Regions from separate parts of the Homo sapiens genome. Here region 2 is linked to region 1. The links are chromatin contacts, found by Hi-C or POLR2A ChIA-PET in ENCODE. All regions are on one chromosome and are shown on one strand. The core of a region is the stretch at or near the end of the contact, and the rest is flanking DNA. Distances in the headings are between cores, read along the strand shown.

Region 1 (7,230 bases), core at 4,530-7,029:
TAGATTCTATTTCCACAATGGAACATAGGGAAAAAAAAAAACCACTTGTAATGGGAAGATGCACCAGGAAACACCTATTCTAGACAATAAACCATTTCTTTTTATAAACAACACTTTGTGGTAAAATTGTGTCTGTGTAGCCGGGCGCGGTGGCTCACGCCTGTAATCCCAGCACTCTGGGAGGCCGAGGCAGGTGGATCACGAGGTCAGGAGATCGAGACCATCCTGGCTAGCGTGGTGAAATCCCATCTCTACTAAAAATAGAAAAAATTAGCCGGGTGTGGTGGCGGGTGCCTGTGGTCCCAGCTACTCGGGAGGCTGAGGCAGGAGAATGGCGTGAACCCAGGAGGTGGAGCTTGCAGTGAGCCGAGATCGCGCCACTGCACTCCAGCCTGGGCGACAGAGCGAGACTCCATCTCAAAAAAAAAAAAAAAAAAAAATTGTGTCTGTGTAACCATGAAAGAACCTAGAATACTAGAAGAGCTCTGAGAGAAGACATTGACAGCACCGCGGGGGCAATTCACCCACCGCCTCATCCACCAGCATCAAGTGGCAGCAGAAGTTAAAGGCAGAAGGTGCACACTGCTGGAGTGTGTCAGGATATAGTCAATTTTATGAAGACAAGACTGTGCAGATATAGCGCAGGAATCGCCGTCATCTGGACTGAGCATGAATATCCACAAAAGTCCTGTGTCCCCACAGAAGGCTTTTGGATACCTCATGGCAAAACATTTCAAAGACCTGCCAGACCCACAGATGAGCTAGTTACCTTCTTTTTTAAAAAACAGGAAAGTAAGTATTCCTGGGATGACAAGTAGTTGTCAGTAGTATTGGCAGATATTTTTGAAATGGGGAATACACTTAATTTGTCCCTTCAGGGTAAAGGGAATGTTTTAACAAAGTGAGCATCAGAATGGCTGGGTGTCTTGACTGCCTTATCTTTATATTTATGATTGCAAATGTCAAGTAGGCCCTCATGCTGCTTGCAATTTTTGCTAGATTCCTGATTCCATTCTTCCATTTCCAAGAGTTATTACACCTCTGGTCTCCTCTCAAACTTCCCACAGCCCTCCCCACTCCCACTCTCAACTGATGACTTGCTTCCATTTCAATGAAGCTCAGAGAACAGACCTTCCACCTCATGCACCTGCGCTGTCCCACGTGCTCTCCCTTCTTTCCTGGTTCTGCAGCAGATGAACCCTCTATGCTAGGGCTGACCCCTCCATGGTGCTGCAGATCCTCTCCCTTCTCACGCACTGCATTAGTCTGTTTTCACACTGCTGATAAAGACATACCCGAGACCGGGCAATTTACAAAAGGAGGAGGTTCAAATGGACTTATTCAGTTCCATGTGGCTGGGGAAGCCTCACAATCATGGTGGAAGGCAAGGCCTTGACCTCCTAAAATCCTGGGATTATAGGCATGAGCCACCAAGCCTGATCTAATTTGTACTTGTCTGATAAGTAATGACGTTGCGTACATTTTCATATATTTATTGACCATTTAGCTGTTATCTTTTATGAAATACCTGTTCAAATCTTTTTGCCTATTTTTAACTGGATTGTTTATTATTTCTTAATAGATCGGTAGGAAACCTTTGTTACATGTCTTGTCGAATATGTATTGTGAATTTCTTCTCTCAGTTTTTAGTTTGCTTTAATTATGTCTTTTTTTTTTTAATTTTTTTTAAAGACAGGGTCTCTGTCACCCAGGCTGGAGGGAAGTGTCATGATCACAGCTCACTGCAGCCTTGACTTCCCGGGCTGAAGCAATCCCCCCGACCCAGCCTCCTGAGTAGCTGGAACTACAGGCATGCCCACCACACCCAACTAAGTTTTAAAAAAATTTTGTAGAGATAGGATCTCTCTATGTTGCCCAGGCTGATCTTGAACTTCTGGGCTGAAGCAATCCTCCCACCTCGGCCTCTGAAAGTGCTAGGTTCTAGGCGTGAGCCACTGTGCTCAGCCTAACAATGTCTTCTGATGAATCGAAGTTCTTAATTTAATGAAATCCAGTGTAATGACCTTTTCTCTTAGGAGTAGTGCTTTTTGTGCCCTGTTGATGAAGTCTATTCCACACCAAATCATAAAGATATTTACCACTTTTTTTTTCTAGAAGCTTTATGGTTTTACCTATCACATGTAGGATCTATTTGAATTAATTTTTGTGTACAGTGTGAGAAAGGGGTCAATAATTTTCTCATATGCATGTCTGATTGATTCAGAACCATTTATTGAAAAACTATTCTTTCAGCTCACGCCTATAATCCCAGCACTTTGGGAGGCCGAGGTGGGTGGATCACTAGAGGCTATGAGTTCGAGACCAGCCTGGCCAACATGGCAAAATTCCATCTCTACTAAAAAATACAAAATTAGCCAGGTGTCATGGCACATGCCTGTAGTCCCAGCTACCTCTACTTGGGAAGCTAAGGCCCGAGAATTGCTTGAACCTGAGTGGCAGAGGTTGCAGTGAGCCGCGATTGTGCCATTGCACTCCAGCCTGGGCAACAGAGCAAGACTCTATCTCAAAAAAGAAACAAAGAAAAAGGAGAAAAGCTATTCTTTCCTCACTGAATTTTAGTAGCAGCTTTGTTGTAAATCAGATTATTTTATATGTACTTATGAGTCCGTTTCTGGACTTTCTATTCAGTTCTGTCAATTTTTTGGTCTATCCTTGCATCACACTAGATTACTGTATGATTTATTTTTTTCTCTTTTATTTATTTTTTAAATCTTTATTCTTTTTTCTCTACTTTTTCTTTTAACATTTTTTAATTTTGAGAAAAGGTCTTGCTTTGTCATGTAGGCTGGAATGCAGTGGCGTGACCACAGCTCACTGCAGCCTCAACCGATCCTCCCACCTCAGTCTCCTAGGTACCTGGGACTATTGGACTGTGCCACCACACCCAGCTAATTTTTTAATTTTTTGCAGAAATGAGGTCTCATTATGTTTCCCAGGCTGATCTCAAACTCCTGGGCTTAAGTGTTCTGTCCACCTTGGCCTTCCAAAATGCTGAGATTACAGGCTCGATGTTAAACAAACTTGCATTCCTAGAATAAACCTAACTTGGCTGTGATTTATTATCCTATTTATATATTGCTGAGTACAACAGGATGTACATTCAATTTACTGATGTTTTGTTTGGAACTTTTGCATGTATGTTTATGAGAGGAATTGCTTTTTAATTTTGACTTTTCTTGAAATATCCTTGTCAAGTTTTGGTGTCAAGGTCATGCTTGTCTCCTAAAATGTACTGGTAAATGCTCTTCTTTTTTCATTATTTGGAAGCATCTGTATAAGATGGGTGTTATTTATTTCTTTTTAAAATTATTATTATTATTGAGACAGAGTCTCTCTCTATCAACCAGGCTGGAGTGCAATGGCATGATCTTGGCCCACTGCAACCTCTGCCTCCCAGGTTCAAGCAATTCTTGTGCCTCAGCCTCCCAGGTAGCTAGGATTACAGGCGTGCAACACCATGCCCAGCTAATTTTTGTATTTTTAGTAGAGACGAGGTTTTGTCATGTTGGTCAGGCTGGTCTCGAACTCCTGGCCTCAAATATTCTCCTGCCTCAGCCTCCTAAAGTGGTGGGATTACAGGCGTGAGCCACCATGACTGGCCTATTTCTTTCTTAAAAATTTGGTAGAATTTGGCCAGGCGTGGTGGCTCATGCCTGTAACCCCAGTACTTTGGGAGGCCGAGGTGGGCAGGTCAGGAGTTCAAGATCAGCCTGGCCAATATGGTGAAACTCCATCTCTACTAAAAATACAAAACTTAGCCAGGTGTGGTGGTAGGCGCCTGTAGTCCCAGCTATTTAGGAGGCTGAGGCAGGAGAATTGCTTGAACCTGGGAAGCGGAGGTTGCAGTGGGCTGAGATGGTGCCACTGCACTCCAGACTGGGTGAAAGAGCAAGACTGTCTTAAAAAAAAAAATTGGTGGAATTTTCACATTTATTGGCCTAGAGTTGTTCAGAATATGCCCTTATGATCTTTTTAATGTCTGTGGTATTTGCAGTGATGCCCCTACATATTGGTTAGTGATGCCACTGATATCAGTTTATTTTGATTTTCTTTGCTCCGTTGCTCAGACTGGAGCACAGTGGCCCGATTATAGCTCACTGCAGCCTTGAGCTCAAGCAAACCTCCCGTCTCATCCTCCCAAGTAGCTAGGACTGTAGGTGTGCATCACCAAGCTGGGCTCTTTTCTTTTTGATCAATCTTTCCAGAGTTTATCGAATGTATTAGTATTTTCAAAGAGCTAATGTTAGTTGGTTGAGACTCTCTTCTTAAAAAATATCTTTTAGGCTGGGCGTGGTGGCTCACGCCTGTAATCCTAGCACTTTGGGAGGCCGAGGTGGGCAGATCACTTGAGGTCAGGAGTTCGAGATCAGCCCAGCCAACCTGGTGAAACCCCGTCTCTACTAAAAATACAAAAATTCGCCAGGCGTCGTGGCGCGTGCCTATAATCCCAGCTACTTGGGAGGCTGAGGCAGGAGAATTGCTTGAACCTGGGAGGTGGAGGCTGCACTGAGCTGAGATTGAACCATTGTACTCCAGCCTATAGAGATGAGGACTCAATATGTTGGGCAGGCTGGTCTCCAACTCCCGCCCTCCAGCAATCTGCCCGCCTTCGCCTCCCACAGTGATGGGATTACAGGCACCAGCCACCACAGCAAGCCTTTGTGGAGCCTATCGAAGCTTGCTTTCTCTTTTATTAATTTCTCTTTTTTAAACATTTCCTTCATCCCATTATTTTTCAGTTTAATCTTTTTTCTAACTTCTTGGGATGTACGATTATATCAAAAATCCTCTTCTCAATGAGATCTCTCTTGAACATCACATTTCAGACTGAAATCACCTTGTTGTTCCCATTCTCCTCTCCTCTTTATTTTTCTCCTTGGAACTCACCACCACTTAACATACCACATATTTTCCTTATTTATTTTTGTCTCTCCCCATCAGAATACAATCTCCATGAAGGCAAGGACTTTTGTTTACTTTGTTCACTGCTGAATCCCCAGGACACAAACCAGTTCCTGTTTAATAAATAAAACAAGGAATGAATGTGTTAGATGAAGAAACAATAAGAGCTAAATTTATTGAGCACTTACTGAGACTCAATTATATTCACTCATGCATTTATTTATTCAGTTATTTACTTATGCAGAGAAGGGGTCTCGCTTTGTTGCCCCGGCTGGTCTCCAACTCCTGGCCTCAAGCAATCCTCCCGACTCAGCCTCCCCAGGATTACAGGCGTGAACCAGCACGCCCGGTGGAGACTCAATTATAAGGGGCTCACAGATAACATCTAATTCTTACAGAGGAGTAAACTGAGGCACAAGTAAGCAGGAGAGCCGTGATTAGAAACCTAGGTCTAACTCACAGCCCGTGAGCTTTCCTCCAAGCCCCGAGGCTTCCCCTTAAAAAAGCCAGCAAGGGGCGAGACTCGGAGGGCAGAACCCACGGAGGGCGGAACCCACAGAGGACAGAGCCCGCGCTCGCGAGCACGGCCTTGTCCGACCCCCCGTGCCGCCGGAGGAGCAAGTCTGTCTTGGAATGAATGATCGTCGGAACGGAGCTTGATCAAACCACTCAGCAGTAGGCGTCGCCCACTTTCTTATTGGTTGGTTTTGGTTCTCAAGAGTAGGAAAGTTAGGTAGTCCGCGAGGGGTCTGCGAGCTTTGCGGAGCCTCGCCCCCGAGCGCGCGGTTTCCCTGCCGCGCAGGCGCACGGAATCCTAGGCGCGGATCTCGCGTTTCCGGCCGGAAGCTTCTCCAGCCTTTCCCGGAAGCTGCGCTCGCTACCCGGGTAACGGGTCCCGGCTGTGGAAGCTCCCGCGGCGCCGCGATGGACCTCGAGGAGGCGGTAAGGAGGCGGTGCACCTGGCGGGCCACGATCGCCGGGGCCGGAGGAGAGAGAAGCTGAGGAGGAGCGGCGGAGGACGCCGCGGGTTGGGGCGGCGACGCCACCGGCTGGAGGAAGGCGGGGCGGAGGGCTGCAGGGCGGGCTAAGGACTGGGGCTGGCCGGCCGCATGCGCGCGCGGCTTTGGTAAAGAGGCTGGAGTTTCTGGCTCGGCGAGGTTGTGGGGGAGGGAGGGTGTGGTGTTTGTCGTTATGGGTGTGTTTAAGGATGAAGCTGTGGGTTTTGTGGGGTGGCCACCCACAGGGCTCATCCTCGAGACTGGACCACCCACAAGTTCCCTTTAATGCTGGGGTGGGTGAGGGAGGGGCAGGGGTTGGAACCTGAGATGCCGCCGGGTAACCCCTGTCGGTCTCTCCGGGAATCCTTGCCACTGTCTCCAGCAGGGATTCTAAATTCGGGTTTGGGAACTCCCCAAATTGTCCAGCTATCATTCATCGTAGTGTTAGTACGGGGTCACTGAACACTTTACCAAGTTGCCAAAATTGATTTGGCATGCATTTTGTTTTGTTTTAGGTACTACGTAAAATGGCACATTTTTGTTTTTTATTTTTGAGACAAGATCTCACTTCTTCCCCCAGGCTGGAGTACAGTGGCACGATCACGGCTCACTGCAGCCTCGAATCCTGGGCTCGAGAGATCCTTCCGCCTCAGCCTTCCAATGAGCTAGGGCTACAGACATGCACCACCAAGCCCGGCTAATTTTTTTTTTTTTAATTTTTTGTAGGGGCAGGGGTCTCGCTATGTTGTCCAGACTGGTATTGAACTCCTGGGCTCAGGCGATCTTCCTGCCTCAGCCTCGCAAAGTGCTGGGATTATAGGGGTGATCCCCCGCCCTCGGCCAAATGGCACACGCTTTGATGGTATTAAATGATACTCGATAATTAGATCAATGCTAACAACAAGTCAAACTCCAAAGAGTTGGGGATCAGAGAATTAGGCCTGTATATACAGGAGCAGTACGGTCTTATAGTAGAGGCTTAAAAAATGTTTACTGATGATGGTTGGCTAACTTCTGTAAATGCTAGGCTGATGAAATGAATAATTGTAACTCACCATTAGCTAGCGTATACCCAGACTAGGGATCATGTCTGGTCTGTTTTGCTCACCATTGAATCCCCAGCACCTAGTAAAAAGCCTGGTACACACATAGTTGATACCCCTTATGCTGCCGAGTGAATAAATCGAAACTTGAAACCATTACAAATCTAGTTCCTCTGTGGTATGCGCTTTTAGTGTCCTGGAGGAGTTCCAAATTGTATTTGCATTTTTTAAAAGTCTTCTCTATACTTGTTTGTCATCTTCTCACA
Region 2 (7,230 bases), core at 3,712-6,211, 73 kb before region 1:
CGTTTGCCTTGAACTCCTCCTCCCAAGCAGTCCCTCATTTAGGAAATCACCCCAATGGAAGCAGCAAAGGAAGCTTTCTCTGAGTGAAGGGCAGTGCCCACAGTGGCCTGCCAAGAGTATGTGGCCCTCCCTGACTGTCCCTACCTCTGGTGGGAACCTAGAGGGGGCGGGAGGACATATGAGTAAGTGCACCCCCTAAAGGACACAGGGGCTGTTGCCTTGCAGAGGGTCACATGCTGGGCTTGCCTGGCGAACTGGAATCTCTCAATTCAAAGTCCACAGGCAGACAGGGAAGTAATTTCCTAGAAATTAAGTCTGAACACTACAGAGCCTCTCCTCAAAGAGTGAATATGGGCCGGCAGCTGGGGCACACGGGGGCCTTGTGTGTGCATGTGTAAGGGTGTGTACTGTTACGTGTGTGCACATCCTCACACACGTATACACCCTCACACATGTACATATGCTTATGTGTGCACATACCCTCACATCTGTACACACACACCTGCCTCTACACACCCACATGCACACACGCTCACACACCAGGGCACCTCAGAGGAAGATTTCTTCTCTTCTGAGGAAGTCGGGGAAGCTCCTGGCAGGAGAGTTGAGCTGGGCCGACCTGAGGCTGCAGGCCCAGGAGGCTGAGGACTGGGAAATGGTGCAGGGCCCAGCAAGCCGCAGAAACCTGCCCCCAGGCTGGGCATGTCAGCACAGTGACCACGCAGCAGCAGCCCCGCAGGCGGGGGCTCCCTCCCCAGCCCAGAAGGTTCCCTATAGGGTGCAGAGCGGCCGGCCAGCCCTGGGCCCACTCCAGTTAGAGCTGAGCCAGCAGTGTCTGTACTCCACCAGCCCTGCCCCCGTGGCCCAGGCTTGTTGCTTCCTCCCGCTCCTGGAGCAGGGCCCTGACTTGTTCACACCTCCCAGGCTTGTCCCCCACCTCCCACTCGGTTCCCAACACTGTCCACAGACATTCTTTTAAAGGAGACTTTGCTTGCATCACTGCCCTGCTTAAAACTCAACAGTGACCCATTCCTCAGCCAAAAAGCAGGTCTTCTTCAGCCTAGCGTTTTAGAACAATAACACATTTCTCAAGCCCTGATCTGAGTGTTTTTACATACACAGTTGACCCTTGAACAATACGGGTCCACTTATGCACAGATTTTTCTCCATCAATGTTATACTATACACTCGCCCTTCCTGCCTCCCCTCCCTGCCTCCCCTCCCATCTCCTCTACCTCTTCTGCCTCTGCCACCCCTGAGACAGCAAGACCAACCCCTCCTCTTCCTCCCCCTCCTCAGCCTACTCAATATGAACACAGCAAAGATGAATCTACTTCCCCTTAATGAATGGTGAGCATGTTTTCTCTTCCTGATGATTTTCTTAATAACATTTTCTCCTCTCTAACTTACTGTATTGTAAGAATACGGTGTATATATATTATATATACTGTATAAAGTATGTATTAATCAACTGTTTATGTTATCAGTAAGGTTTGTAGTCAACAGTAGGCTATTAGTTAACTTTCGGGGGAGTCTAAGGTTATATATGGATTTTTTTTTTTTTTGAGACAGGGTCTCCCTCTGTCACCCGGGCTGGAGAGCAGTGGCATAATCATGGCCCCCTGCAGCCTCGACCTTCTGGGCTCAAGCAATTCTCTCACCTCAACCTCCTGAGAAGCTGGAACTACAGGCGCATGCCACCATACCAGAGTGTTTTTATTCTACTGTTTGTAGAGACAGGGTCTCCCTATGTTGCCTAGGCTGGTCTTCAACTCCTGGGCTCAAGTGATCCTCTCACCTCAGCCTCCCAAAGTGCTGGGATTACAGGTGTGAACCACTGCGCCAGCCTTCACATGGATATTCAACTCCATGGGGGTGGGGGCCAGTGTCCCCTAATCCCCGCTGTTGTTCAAAAGTCAACTGTATTTGCCTCTTCGTCCCCACAATCACCCCCTTGAAGTAAGCATTATTATTATGATTATCTGCATATTATAAGTGAGGGAACTCAGGCAGGAGGAGGAGGTCATCACTTGCCCACTAGCACAGACAACAGGGGACAGATCCAAATTCAAACCCAGACAGTCTGACATCTCAGCCCACACCCTTGCAGCTCAAAGTGTGGTCCCTAAACCAGCACATCAGCATCACCTGAGAGCCTGTTAGAAATGCAGAGGCTCAGGCCCCCCAACTCTGCTGAGTCAGGAAGGTCCCCGAGATCTGAGAAGCTCTGCTTGTGCTTCAGAGCCAGGTCCCCTCTCACCCACCTGCCTCAGCTCTGTCAGCCCCCTGCCTCTGCTTGTGCCGTCCTTCAGCCTGGAGCTCTCTGCCCCGGTGTGTGGACCCTCCAGGTCCCCCACCACGTCCACAAGTAGCTCGCGTGCTCCCTCCTCTTCTGACCTCCCTGGTCTGTGGCTCCCCCATCCCCTAGGGAAGGATCGGTCCCTCCCACCCTGAGCTCTCGACGCAAGGTCGTGCCTCGGTTATTGTTCTGACATTGCAGAGGGTATCTGTGAGTGAGTTGGACTTGACGAGTTCCCCTTTTTGTGTGAACGCATGCGTGAATACACACACCTTGTGCTCCTCGTGGAACAGGAGAGCCGGCCTCTGAACCCCAGTCCCTGTACCTGTCAGCCGGGGCTCCCCTCCTTCTCTTTCCCACCTCCTTGAATCCAACTCTGAGGACCTTGGTCTTATGTTGTCCTACATGCCTGGCCTGATCCCTAATGAAGCCCTTGATCTCAGAACTCAATGCATCATTCCCCACCAGCCAGGAGGAGCCGGACAGCTTTGCCTGCCTTTTGCCTTTCCCTTCTGATACTTTCCCCTTGATCTCAAGCCCTGTCGGTAGCAAAGGGCAAGCAGGGGCCTCCCAGCACAGCAGCTGGTGCCCTTCGCCACTGCTCACCCCTCCCTGCCCCAACACCTGGCCTTGGTGGCTGAGGGCGATTGGGAGGGGTTTGGCTGGGCGGCAGCAGCCAGCACAGAGGGCCCAATCTGGCCCGAGAGGCAGGTGAGCAGAGCGCTGGAGGGAGCAGGCAGGAGAAGAGCAAAGGCTTGGGAGCTGAATCCTGTCTCCACAGCGTCCCCTGCGGCCTCACTCCTCAGCACTTCGGCTCCCTCCTTCTCAGCTGGGGAGAATGAGACAGCCCACGAGGCTGAGGCCATTATGAGGATGAGAGGAGGCGGCTCGTGTCAAAAGAACTGAGTATTTAGCCAATCACCATTTGATGGACTTCTGGACAGTCGGAACTGGAGTTCATAAGGAATCATTACCAGGCAGGGAAGCTGTGTCCCGTGCAAGGGGGCACGGCCAGCTGTTAACAGAATGAGACGACGCTTCTTGCACCCTGTAGTGCTGCCCGTGGCCCTCTGTGGCTCCCCTTCGTTGATTAGGAAAATGGAATCAGGGTAGCGCCTTGGGAGAAAATGCCGTGGATCCCAGGGCCAAAGCTCATTGTGCCCTTGGTGAGCTGTTTGCCCTGAGGAGAGCCCAGCAAAGATGGCTCCCAAGTCGTCTCCTTCAGCCACTGCTGGGCCTGGATGTCCCTAGAAAGTGGGCCAAAGCCAGGTCATGTTCCTGTCGTTGGGGAAGTGGAAAAAAAGGGGCTGCCATCCCGCCTCTCTGACAAACACAGGGAGGTGCCCCCGTGCCTCCGCCACTCTGCCAGGGATACAGACAGACACTCAGGAAGCACCACAGGCCCCAAGAGGCACAGGCACACTGACAAAAGCAAACCCATACCGGGGACACAGATACCACACACATTTAGTCATCGCTGGCGGCCCCCAGGTGCCAGAGACTCTCACAGAAGCTCAAGGACTCGAATGAGGTGTTGGTGTGTTTAACACCCATGCCCCCCCCCACACACACCTGTGTATGCCCACATGCTGCCACTCTGACCTGTGGGTGGGGGCAGGCATGTGAGTGGGCTCTGAGTCTTGGCCTGAGCAGGTGCGTGGGTGTCCCCCCCGCACTCAAATGGGCAGCTGGAAAGGAAGGTCAGGCTCAGGTGCGCAGAGCACAGTGGCCCTGAGCGGGGGTGGTGGGCGTTGCCATGGAGATGACAGCCAGAGAGGCAGCACTGCAGGCGAGCTCCGTGTGGGCGGCTGCTGAGCCCGCAGATCCACAGATCTCAGGAGGGACTGGGCAGTGCTGGAGGCTCCAGGATGGGAGCGGGGGGGCTCTTGAGGTGGGGGTGAAGCTGAGGAGCTCTGGAATGGTCATGAATTTGTGGTCTTGGCTGGGAGCACAGACTATGGGGCCTCTGCCTCCCCCATCAGTGCCACTCACTCCCACTCCTGTCCCCCACCAGCAACTGTGCTGAGCTCACAGCCAAGGCAAAGCTATCAGGGAGGGCAAGCAGAGGCGGGGAGCTAAGGATCGTGGCTGGTTTTAGGAAAACGGCTGAGGAGGGTCTAGCTGATTCTCCCCACCTCCTGGCATCACCTGACCTCTCTTTCTTTTCCACTGGTCCCTCCTTTGCAGCCTAGTGGAATGGGAATCACAGAGGACTGGGAGTCAAACAGTAAATCAGGATGCCTGTCCCTGTCGACCAACTCTGGGACCATGAGCAACCTGCCCAGTGAATCTCAACCTGGGTCTTCACATCTGTGAAATGGGATGAGGAACCCTGATCGACCTACCTCCAGAGCTGCTGAGAAGGTCAAATGACTCTCAAGAAATTCAACTGGACAGACATGGACAGATGCTTACTATGCACCAGCACGCCGTGGCGCTCCAGGGACGGAGAGAAGTACACTCTTGCGGAGCTCACCAGTGAGTGGGTGGGAGACGAGCACGTGCAAACAAGACAGCTCGGATAAGCGCCAGGACTCAGCCTGTTCCAGCAGCTCCTGGGAGTGCCTGCTAAGGGCCAAGTACCGGGATACAGAGAGGCAAGAGCGGCAGAGGAGCCCAGGGACTGCATGGGATTCAAATCACGAAAGAGCAGCGGCCTCCCCCAGAGCAGCCCTCAAATGCATCCGTCTCATTCATCCTCATACACCGCCAGGTGGAGCCACTGAATGCTCTCCCCATTTTACAAGTGAGAAAGCTGTGATCAGAAAGAAACAGCTGTCCCAAGTGCAAACGAACCCTGGGAAGAGGTGGAGCTGGGATTTGACTCTTGTCTGGCAGGTCCCAGAGTCCCTGCTTTGGGCCACTGAGCTCAACTGCTTCTCCCGGCCTCACCCTTCCATGTGCCTATGGCCTCTGGGAGGGAGCTGCCTGGTGTCAAAGGCCCTCCCCTGCTCCCTGCCCCGGCCCTGGCCTGGGCTGTGGTCCCACCAGCCACTCACCCCTCCGCCTTCCCTGTTCTCTCCTCCTTGCCTGTCTTCAATAAGACGGTCCAGGGGCGTGGACAGATAGCACAGTGTCACAGAGCCCGACAGCACTGACATCGGCGTCCTACGCCACCACTTGCGAGCTGGGGCAAGGCCACGGAGCCTCTCTGAGCACTGTTTCCACGCTGCAGTCCACACACGGGCAGTGCAGGGCATGAGCCAGACCCTCAACACCTTCAGTGCTCGCGAGGCACTCTGCACCCCCAGTGCTTCCAGAAGGGGCCATCTGTCCCCTGTTTCCAGGCAGTGGAAGGTGGAGTCTAGCCTGGCAGGACAGGAGGCAGAGGCTGGGCCTTGTCTCCAGAGAAACCGGGGCTCAACTCCTGCCTCCTCCCTCACTCGCTGTGTGTCCTGGGGAAAGTCACAAGGCCTCTCTGAGTTTTGTTCCTGGGGCCTCCCACCCCAGGGTCCCAGACGGGATCCAGCAGGACCCGAGGTCCATGGGTCTGAGCTGGCAGGATCTGAGCTCAGAGACCTTGCCCCTCTCCAGAGGACCCCCACCCCTCCCAGCTCCTCTAGGTGGCCCCCTGGTAGCCTCCCGGGGCCCTGTGAATGGGGGAGGGGGAAGAAGGCGCTGTCACCTGGGTTTGAGGTGGAGGGCACTGGTGGATGGCAGAGGAAGCCTGTCTGGGCTGGGAGAGGGCACCCTATGGCTCCCCTCTCTGGGCCTGGCTCCCCCACTGCTGACAGCCTGGGCTGTGAACAGACCGGTGGGAGGGCCTGCACGGGGCGGGGGATGTGAGGCCAAGGCTGACCTAGGTCTCAGGCACAGCCTTACAGTGGGCAGCTTTGAGAAACCCAGTGAGAAGGGCCAGCTCTGGGCTCAGAGGCCAGGGAGGGCGTGGGAGAAACAGGCAGCGCCCCGCACTGGCTGGCATCTCTTGAGGTTTCTGTAGAAATGTTTGCTCCGGCAGGAAAAAAAAAATCTGTTGCCATGGTAACCTATGTCTTCCCTCCCCAGCTGAGTCCTCAGAGGGAAAATCATCTCAGAATTCCCAGGGATGAGTGGCCAGCTACACTTAGGGGAAGCTTCCCAAACCCAGGCCTCCCAGCAGGGTGAAGAAGCCACATTCGCTCAAACACTGGAGCCTCATTCATTCATTCATTCATTCATTCAACAATCACTGAGACTCTACGCCCCACCCTGTGCTGGGCCTGGGGATGTGGAAATTCATCCAACTCGGTCCCAGAACTCAAGGAGCTCAGACTCTGGTGGGAAGACAGGTGTGTAAGCGTGAAGCCATGGAGGTGGTGAGAGCTTTGACAGGGGATGGCAGAGTGCTGCAGAAGCACAAAGGGAAGGTGGGAGGGCTTCCTGGAGGAGGCCCGCTTTGGCTGGGTCTTTGGGCTGCTCTAGACCCTGGAAGCCCTTAGAGCCCAACCCCCTGCCTGGTGTTCCACCCATTTTACAGAGGAGAGCACTGAGGTCCAGATAGGGTGAATGACTTGCCAGGGTACAAGGAAATGAGTGACAATGTGCGGGTGGGGCTGATGTTCCTAAAAGGAAAGGCAGCTTCATATCCGACCTGAATAAATAATGTATTCTGGATTTTAATTATTTAAAAAGCCTCCATTTCACTGGTGTCTCATCAAAAATAGAAACTCTCTTCCTTTCACTCTAGATTTCTTTTGAAAGTGGCAGGTGGGCGCAGAGGTAGGGCCTGGGCCTCTGAAGCGTCCTGCTTGTGGCAGCAGCTGTGAAGCAGAGGCCGCAAGCCCCGAGCCTCCGACGGAGAAATGACAAGTGACCGTCATCCTGGAGCCTCCCCCCTGCCTTAGGCCAGTCTGCACCTAGCCCTCAGATGGGTGGTCAGCGCACCGCTGTTCCCACAAGACTCGGGTGGTTCCCCAAGTCCACCAGCTTCTCTTTCCTCCCGGGCACACGGG

What was found. A loop is a pair of places that touch in the nucleus more often than their neighbours do. ChIA-PET counts read pairs that join two places held with the same protein, here RNA polymerase II (POLR2A). Pooled maps may share reads with other maps.
Region 2: a loop to region 1 is called in a pooled map, with 3 times the contacts of the local background. The contact joins the enhancer-like site here to the promoter of TAF1B in region 1. A Hi-C loop is called at or near these places in 1 of 168 maps with a recorded cell type or tissue (naive thymus-derived CD4-positive, alpha-beta T cell) and 13 of 50 pooled maps. POLR2A ChIA-PET finds 5 or more read pairs at or near these places in 13 of 52 experiments (A549, H1, HepG2 and 8 more).

Annotation. Positions count from the first base shown.
Region 1 is chr2:9,837,695-9,844,924 of GRCh38, forward strand. It overlaps TAF1B (TATA-box binding protein associated factor, RNA polymerase I subunit B), which reads left to right and starts at 5,780. Exons shown (of 15, transcript NM_005680.3): 1 at 5,780-5,865. The coding sequence starts at 5,848. RefSeq lists a silencer at 6,061-6,140.
Region 2 is chr2:9,765,555-9,772,784 of GRCh38, forward strand. The region is part of intron 2 of LOC100996549 (a long non-coding RNA gene); the gene reads right to left. Among named protein-coding and RNA genes, the nearest start is that of TAF1B, 74 kb to the right of the region's middle. RefSeq lists enhancers at 219-769, 4,634-5,562, 5,563-6,490 and a silencer at 3,822-3,931. Within about 2 kb of position 4,962, at least 8 of the 41 ENCODE cell types and tissues checked have a DNase peak (open chromatin) inside an H3K27ac peak, as active enhancers do.